Regions from separate parts of the Homo sapiens genome. Here region 1 is linked to region 2. Evidence: read pairs that join two places in POLR2A ChIA-PET (ENCODE). Cell type or tissue: Caco-2. All regions are shown on one strand. Links, peaks and the distances in the headings refer to the core of each region. The heading gives the core; the rest is flanking DNA. Region 1 has its middle 33 kb from the start of MAP1LC3B2. Region 2 overlaps LINC03088 (long intergenic non-protein coding RNA 3088).

Region 1 (4,385 bases), core at 302-4,301, 110 kb before region 2:
TTCTTATTTATTCTTCCAGAGTGTTCTACACATATATACACCCATATAGAGATACGATTCTTGTTTTGCACAAATGGTCATCTAGTATATTTATGATTTTTCTACTGTGTTTCTTAAAAAATTAACATATCTTAGAGATTTCTGTATTATAAGTACAAATCTGGTGCTTATCCTTGTCTGGATAATTCTGTGTTGTGGGTCTGTTCTGTGCACTGTAAGATATTGAGGAGCATCCCTGGCTTCTACCCACTAGATGCCAGTAGCACCCTGCTAAGTTGTGACAGTGAAGAATGTCTTTAGATGTTGCCAAATGTCCCCTGGGGCAGTAAAGTCACCCCCTGGTGAGAAGCATTGATGTAGCTCTAACTCATTCTCTGTAAAGGCTGTCCAGCCTATGGTGTATGGGGACACTACAGTTCATTATTTATATAACCAGTCCCTTGTTGGTGGATATTTAAGCTATTTCCAGTCCCTGATTAGTATAAACGATTTTTTTTTTTTTTTGAGATGGACTCTTGCTCTGTTGCCCAGGCTGGAGTGCAGCGGCGCAATCTCTGCTCACTGCAAGCTCCGCCTCCCGGGTTCATGCCATTCTCCTGCCTCAGCCTCCCGAGTAGCTGGGACTACAGGCACCCGCCCCCATGCCTGGCTGATTTTTTGTATTTTTTTAGTAGAGACAGGGTTTCACTGGGTTAGCCAGGATGGTCTCGATCTCCTGACCTCGTGATCCACCTGCCTCAGCCTCCCAAAGTGCTGGGATTACAGGCGTGAGCCACCGCGCCCGGCAACAATGTTATAATGAACGTTCTTGTGTCTTTGGCACATAGGTAAGTTTATCTGTAGGATAAACTGTTGCACATTTTCTTGTTCACCACTCAGTAAGTGTTAGTTAAGTAAGCAAAAAAATGGAAAGAGAAAGGCTGGGAGTGGTGGCTCATGCCTGTAATCTCAGCACTTTGGGAGGCTGAGGCAGGTACATCACTTGAGGTCAAGAGTTTGAGACCACTTAGCCACCATGGCGAAACCCCATCTCTACTAAAAATAATAATAATAATAATAGTAATAGGCAAGCATGGTGGCGCATGCCTGTAATCCCAGCTTCTTGGGAGGCTGAGGCACGAGAATCGCTTGAACCTGGGAAGTGGAGGTTGCAGTGAGCTGAGATCACACCACTACCCTCAAGCCTGAGTGACAGAGCAAATCAAAAAAAAAAAGAAAAGAAAAAAAAAGGAAGAAGAAGAATGTGAGCTGAGAGCTTCAGTTCTTATCTTTTAAACCAAGTCGGGGGAATCCTACCTGTTGTTGGAGGAAATGAGGTCAACCCACTGAGAAAGACAGAACCAAGAGATGGAATTTTCATTTAAGCCCCTTGATCCAGTTGTGCCTGAAGCCACCTACTCCTGGCTTTACTCATTCTGTGATCCAATGCATTCTCTTTAAGGCTTAAGCCTGTTTGAGTTGAGGTTTTATAAACTTCAACTTAAAGACTCCTGGGTATAAACAGAAGCATGACTCCTCCAAGAAGCCTGTCTGAACTCAGCCCTCCTTTCTGGCTCCCGCAGACCCTGTGCTGTCTATGCTGAGCCAAGTACCTCCTCTGTGAGAGTCACTGTTCCCTCGTTGGTCTCCTTGCCCCTGTATCTCCAGCACCTGGATCAGAGGGGATGCTCAAAAGGATCCACTGAATGAATGAGTGTTAGTGTCTTACAACTCACAGCCTCGACGCCTCTGCTCAGTGGGGGCTCAATAAATCCACACAAGAAACCTTCTGGCAGCCAGACGAACTTTCTTAACTTGATCCAGGAAGTTCTGCCAAAGGAGCAAAACAATACTCACTCCAGGGCAGGGGCTGCCCGGCAAAGGGAGGCGTTCCTGGGGTGCAGGGAGGGGCGGTCTTCCAGGAATCTCTGCCACCCTAAGCCGCTGGCTGGACATCCCTGGGCAAATGGCCCAGTGGCCTCTGAGGTCTCTGTGCTTAAACCTCCCACTCCCTTCCAGAACAGGTTTGGCCTTATTCAGAACCATCTTATTTCAGCAAATCCTGCCCCAGCTGCTGCACACAAAGCATGCTATTTACAAAGTTAATGTTTACAAAGTGTTCTGAGGGCCTGTGCACAAGTAGGACACTTTATAGGCCAGCAAAAGTGATAAGAACCTCCCCGAACGGCTTCCAATCTGTAAAGGGCCCGAATGCACACAAGTTAACACGAGGAGATCCCAAAAGACTAAGACGGAAGGACAGCAATAAGAATGTACATTTAGGCCTGGGCCAGTGGCTCACACCTGTAATCCCAGCACTTTGAGAGGCCGAAGCAGGAGGATTGCTTGGGCCCGGGAGTTCAAGGCCAGCCTGGGCAACATAGTGAGAACCTGTCTCTACAAAAAAATTCAAAAATTAGCCACATGTGGTGGCTCGTGCACATGGTTCCAATTACTCAGGAGGTTGAGGTAAGAGGAGGCACCGCCCAGGAGGCAGTGGTTGCAGTGAGCCATGATTGCACCACTCCAGCCTAGGCAACAGAACGAGATTCTGTCTTAAAGAAAAAAAGAAAGAAATGGGCCAGGCACAGTGGTTCATGCTTGTAATCGCAACACTTTGGGAGGGTGAGGTAGGAGCATCGCTTGAGCTCTGGAATTTGAGACCAGCCTGGGCAACATATCAAGACTTCGTCTCTACTAAAAATTAAAAAAATAGGCCAGGCGCAGTGGCTCACGCCTGTAATCCCAGCACTTGGGGAGGCCGAGGCAGGCGGATCACGGGGTCAGGAGATCAAGACCATCCTGGCTAACACGGTGAAATCCCGTCTTTACTAAAAATACAAAAATTAGCCAGCATGGTGGCATGTACCTGTAGTCCCAGCCACTCGGGAGGCCGAGACAGGAGAAACGTTTGAACCCAGGAGGCAGAGGTTGCAGTGAGCCGAGATCGTGCCGCTGCACGCCAGCCTGGGCAACAGAGCGAGATTCCGTCTCAAAAAAATAAATAAATAAATAAAAATAAAAAAACAAAACTTAGCCAGGTGTGGTGGTGCAACCCTGTAGTCTTAGCTACTTGGGAGGCTGAGGTGGGAGGATCACTTGAGCCTGGGAAGTAGAGGCTGCAGGGAGATATGATTGTTCCACTGCACTCAAGCCTGGGGGACAGGGCAAGACCTTGTCTCAAAATAAAATAAAATAAATGCACATCTAAATGCCAGCCACATTCATGAGCATGTCATACTGACTGTTAAATGAGCACCTACTATGTGCCAAACACTGTTCTAGGTCCTAAGTGCCCAGCAATGAACAAAAGCCTTCTTTCTAGTAGAGAGAAGTGGGCAAAGAGATAAATAAATACGTTTTTTGTTTTTTGTTTTTTGTTTTTTGAGACAGAGTCTTGCACTGCCGCCCAGGCTGGAGTGCAGTGGCACCATCTTGGCTCACTGCAAGCTCTGCCTCCCGGGTTCACACCATTCTCCTGCCTCAGCCTCCTGAGTAGCTGGGACTACAGGCACCGACCACCACACCTGGCTAATTTTTTGTATTTTTAGTAAAGACGGGGTTTCACCCTGTTAGCCAGGATAGTCTCGATCTCCCGACCTTGTGATCTGTCTGCCTCGGCCTCCCAAAGTGCTGGGATTACAGGCATGAGCCACCGCGCCTGGCCAATAAGTTGTTTCAAACGCAAATAAATGTCATTTAAAATAACAACGCAGGCCAGATAAGGAGGGACTTGGGAGGGGCTTCTTTTGTTGGGAAGTCACTTCTGTTACCTACTCAATCTTCACAACCACTGGATGTCCCTGTCCCCATTTCATGGAAGAGGAGGCTGTAGCTGGGAGAGCACAGTGACCTGCCTCAGACCCAGACAGAAAGAGTAGACTTCATTAAGGGTACCCGGAATCTGTTTTAATCGAGGCTGGTAAGACACACAGACACGGAAACGACTGTCACGAAGGAAGAAGTTGATGATGTCCACAGATGCCTAAAACAGGAAGCATGGCACACCACGCAGGGCTGCACGAGGCAGCACTAGGGTGGGGCAGGAGGCAGGGGAGGTGGGGAAACATGGGCCAGCGCCTTTACTGTGGTTTCCCCAGGAAAAAATAAGCAAGGCAGGGTAAGTGGGTTTAGGATTGGCTCGTTTGAATAATTTCAGCAGGCTCTGGAGGTATAGGGGCTGTCCCTTAGTTGTCTGGTTCCTGGCTCTGGGGTGACTATGGCAGGTAGGTAGTGACCAAGATTATGAAAGTCTAATAAAATAGGCTGCTGGGGGTAGGGTTTCTGGAGGGATTGGCTTGCATTTGAAAGGCATGCTCTCCGGTGACCTGTTCACTTTCTCCAGGAATTGGACAGCTCTGGGAGGGGAAGTCCTTCCAGGGTCACCAAGGCCCCAAGATGTCAAA
Region 2 (4,385 bases), core at 291-4,290:
TCCGGGCACCTGTTAAAAACACTGCTTGCTGGGCTCTGCCCCAGACCTGTGCCCAAAGCATTTCCTTCTTTCTTTCTTTCTTTCTTTCTTTTTTTTTTGGGGGGGGGGTGGTGGGGGCGGGACAGAGTCTCTCTCTGTTGCCCAGGCTGGAGGCTGGAGTGCAGTGGCTCGATCTCAGCTCACTGCAACCTACGCCTCCCGGGTTCAAGTGATTCTCCTGCCTCAGCCTCCCGAGTACCTGGGATTATAGGCACACACCACCATGCCTGGCTAATATTTTATATTTTTAGTAGAAATGGGGTTTCCCCATTTTGGCCAGACTGGTCTTGAACCCCTGACCTCAAGTGATCTACCCGCCTCGGCTTCTCAAAGTGCTGGGATTACAGGCGTAAGCCACTGTGTCCAGCCCCAGAGCATTTCTTAGAGCAGTTCCTGGATGAGGTTTCCTGGAGGTTTCCTGAAATTTTCTCTGTATTTGTAAGAACTCGCAGAAAGCAGACATCTATAACCAGCAAAGCACATTCTGTAGGCCAGTCTTGCCCCAACTCCATGACCCCATCACCTCCCCTGGTTGTTCAAAAGTACGAAGTTCATGCCTTCAACACAACACATTTATTGAGCACCTACAATGTGCCAAGCTCTAGTTCAAGCCCTGGAGATAGAGCAAGAATCAAACCTAAGTCCCTGCTTTTGCAAAGCTTGCATTCCAGGGAGCAAGACAAGCAAACAACCAAACCGGGAGGATATCAGGATATCAGAGAGTGCCGTGAGGGAAACGAAAGCGGGAGGAATAGAGCAGTGGTTTTCAATCAGGGCGATGTTGCCCCCCAGGGAACATCTCGAAATGTCTAGAGATACTTTTGGTTGTCATCATCTGGGGAGGGAGGTGCTGGAATGTAGGGGCCAGGGGGGCTGCTAAACACCCTTCAACACACAGGGCAGCCCCCGCAACAAAGAATTATCCAGACCTAAATGTCACTGGTGCCCAGGCTGATAACTCCTGGGCTAGGGAAGACAGAGGACTGCTGTTCAAGGCAGGGGTCAGGGAAGGCCTCCGGTGAGGGACACTTGAGCAAGGACCCAGAGCAGATGAAGGATGTCTGTGGACGGAAGGTCTCAGGCAGAGGGGATGGGGTTGGAGGAGGCGCCCTCACTGCAGGTGGGAGCATGCACGCCTCGAGGGAGAGATCTGGGGGTTTCAGCCTAAGTGTGATGGAGCCTGGGGGTCCCAGCAGGGCCAGAGATGCTCTCACTTAAGCTTCCAAAGGGTTCCTTTGGCTGCTGCAAGGAGAACAGCCTAGGAGGAGCCGAGAGGAGCTGGGGACTAGGTGGGAGGATGCTGGGTCACCTAGGCAAGAAATGTAGGGGCTGGAAGGGGAAGAGGAGCCCCAGGGTGGTAAGGTGTGGTCTGGATCAGAATGTGTCATCCAGGACCGGGCGCAATGGCTCACGCCTGTAATCCCAGCACTTTGGGAGGCCAAGGCGGGCGAATCACTTGAGGTCAGGAGATCGAGACCAGCCTGGCCAACATTCTGAAACCCTGTCTCTACTAAAAATACAAAAATTAGCTGGGCGTGGTGGCAGGTGCCTGTAATCCCAGCTGCTCAGGAGGCTGAGGCAGGAGAATCACTTGAACCCGGGAGGTGGAGGGAGCAGGGAGCCGAGATCATGCCACTGCATTCCAGCCTGGATGACAGAGCAAGACTCTGTCTCAAAAAAAAAAAAAAAAAAAAAAAAAAGACTGCGCCATCCAGGCTGTAGCTTCTAGAAGGGATTTGCTGAGGGATTAGTTGAGGGTGCGAGACAGAAATCAAGAGCCACCTTGGAGCTGACTTTCCATGAGGTCCCTGCTCCAGGTGTGTCCTTGACAAAAGGGACTCCAAGCCCTGCTTCTAACCCTAAGCCAGTGGCTCTCAACTAGTGGCGATTGTGCCCCCCAGAGGACACTGGAGACTAGGCCATGTCTGGAGACATTCGGGGTTGTCATAGCTGGGGATGCTGGCTCCTACCGGCATCTAGGGGGTGGAGAGGTCAGGGATGCTGCTGAACGTCCTGCAGTGCCCAGGACAGCCCCCACCACAGTCACCCAGCCCCGAATGTCACTAGTGCCAAGACTGAGGAATCCTGACCCCTGATTCCCCCTAAACCCTGCCACCTCCTCTCACACGGGGCCTGGCCCCACCAACTTAGCGGGGACTTTGTCAGAGGCCAGAGATTCCAAATCAATGCATCTCAGTGGCTAAGGTCCATATTAACTACATCTCACTTGCTTCTGACAGTGACACAGATCAGATGCTGCTGCTGTCGTGGCTGCCACCACAAGAAACAAGAGTGTTGGAGTGCAAATTCATTATCCAGCTGTTAAGAGCGACAGAGCATGCACACATCTCTCCCCGACCGGGTTATCTGAGAGCCAGCCCTGCTGTATGATTGAGTGGCTGCCAGCCTCCTCTTCTCTGTAACCTTGACACGCCAGAGCCGGGCCTCCAGTGCACAGGCTAAAAATCCTAAAGGCAACGGCGGCGGCAACAAATAGATGGGTTAATTTGTTTCATGCCCCCGTTGTCACCAGGCTCTCGCAGAATAAAACCACCACCACCACCACCACAACCTCCATTTGTGGGGTTTAATACCCCAGCTGCTGGGAATCAGATTCAGCCGGAGGAAGAAAATGTGACGTCGATGCAGAGATCCATTTATTCGGTGATGTTTGCTTAAAAACCGGTTTTTCATCTGCAGGTTATTCTTGCACGCTTGGACCTCAAGCAACACAATATCACATTTCCAGGTGGTATCTTTAAGGAAAGCTAATTAAGACTCTTGGCACTTGTAGGATGAAACATTTTACAATTTTCTTCAAAGCAATTTGCCAACATTAGCTAATTAAAACACCCAGCCTTCCATTGAGGGACAATGGGAAGAGCATACAATTGTCATTTCTGAGCATCTGTTGTACGGATAGAAATCCAAATTCCTGTTGCTTCTACTTGGTCAATGTCCTTCTCTGAAGGTGGCCTTTCATGGTTTTTCTGCAACCTGCATTTAGGAGCATTTAGAAGAAGATTCCAGCTTTTCTAGCACTTAGCCTCTAAAATAAAGAACAACACAGGGAAAGGAGTTTGAGCAATTGAGGCTGGTCTGCTAAGCCAGGGGTTGGCAAACTATGGCCCAAGGGCTAAATCCAGCCCTTGACCTTTCTTTAAAGTTTTATTGGAATACAGCCATGCTCATTGGTTTACATATTGTTTCTGGCTACTCTCAAGCTAAAACAGCAGGGTTAAGTGACTGCTAGAGAAAGTATAAGGCCTAGAAAGCTGGAAATATTTTTACTGTCTGGCCCTTTATGAAAACAGTTTGCAGACCTCTGCATTCAGCGGTCTGTTGCATCTGCCTATGATTTTCCCGCTCTGCAGGCCAAACTACCCCATTCCCAGTTGTTGATTGGACAGCTCTTTTCCCATGGTGTCATTACTGTTATTAAGTGTCTAGGCCCCAAATGAAGGTCTCCAAAGAAGTGTCTCTGGTCAGTAGAAAGGATTTTTTTTCTTTAGATAGAGATAGGGCCTCTCTATGTTAACCAGGCTTATCATGAACTCCTGGCCTCAAGCAATCCTCCCATCTCGGCCTCCCGAAGTGCAGGGATTACAGGCATGAGCCACCATGCCCGGCCCATTAGAAAGGTTATTCAAGGAAAGGGAATTTGAATTTAATCTCTCAGTATAGAAGATAATTTGACAATGTCAAAACCCAATAGAGGCCGGGCACAGTGGCTCACACCTGTAATCCCAGCACTTTGGGAGGCTGAGGCGGGTGGATCACCTGAGGTCAGGAGTTCGAGACCAGCCTGGCCAACATGGTGAAACCCCGTCTCTACTAAAAATATAAGAGTTAGCCAGGCGTGGTGACACATGTCTGTAATCCCAGCTACTTGGGAGGCTGAGGCAGGAAAATCACTTGAACCTAGGAGGCAGAGGTTACAGTGAGCCAAGATCGCACCACTGCACTCCAGCCTGGCAACAGAGTGAGACTCCGTCTCAAAACAAAACCCAATAGAATCTTTCTCCCATTTTACTCCGTTTTCCTAAGGATTGCAAGGTCAGCCTTCTGCTGCAGTTCGTCCAAAACATTTCCCCTTCTCCAGCCGCCACCACCCCGTTTGGAGATTCCGTCTTGGGGAATTCATTCCCCTTTTTTGAGTCCTGCCTTCTGGATAGTTCGAGGACCCTTCAGTTCTCCATGGATGGAGCTCATGGTCACCTGGATGCCTACAACTGGGGAATGAGAGGCCAGGGATCAGGGGTGGGGATGTAATTAATTTCATCTGGGTCCTGGGGTGTCTGAAGGCAGGACCAATGTGACTTTTACCTTCAAGGTTGGCGGAGACA

What was found. Peaks named below come from ENCODE experiments on the same cell type or tissue, not always from the same donor. Only the 100,000 strongest peaks of a DNase experiment are listed, where the experiment ranks them.
Region 1: POLR2A ChIA-PET joins it to region 2 with 15 read pairs; 2 of 35 experiments call an interaction of 5 or more read pairs at or near these places.

What each region holds. Positions count from the first base shown.
Region 1 is chr12:116,590,459-116,594,843 of GRCh38, forward strand. No RefSeq gene overlaps it. Among named protein-coding and RNA genes, the nearest start is that of MAP1LC3B2, 33 kb to the left of the region's middle. In Caco-2, for the core only: no CTCF peak of the experiment used is centred there; DNase peaks (open chromatin) are centred at 303 and 2,103.
Region 2 is chr12:116,695,576-116,699,960 of GRCh38, forward strand. LINC03088 (long intergenic non-protein coding RNA 3088) reads left to right here. Exons shown (of 2, transcript XR_007063473.1): 2 at 2,280-2,604. Among named protein-coding and RNA genes, the nearest start is that of LINC03088, 36 kb to the left of the region's middle. In Caco-2, for the core only: a CTCF peak has its summit at 1,946 (motif pointing left); a DNase peak (open chromatin) is centred at 1,926.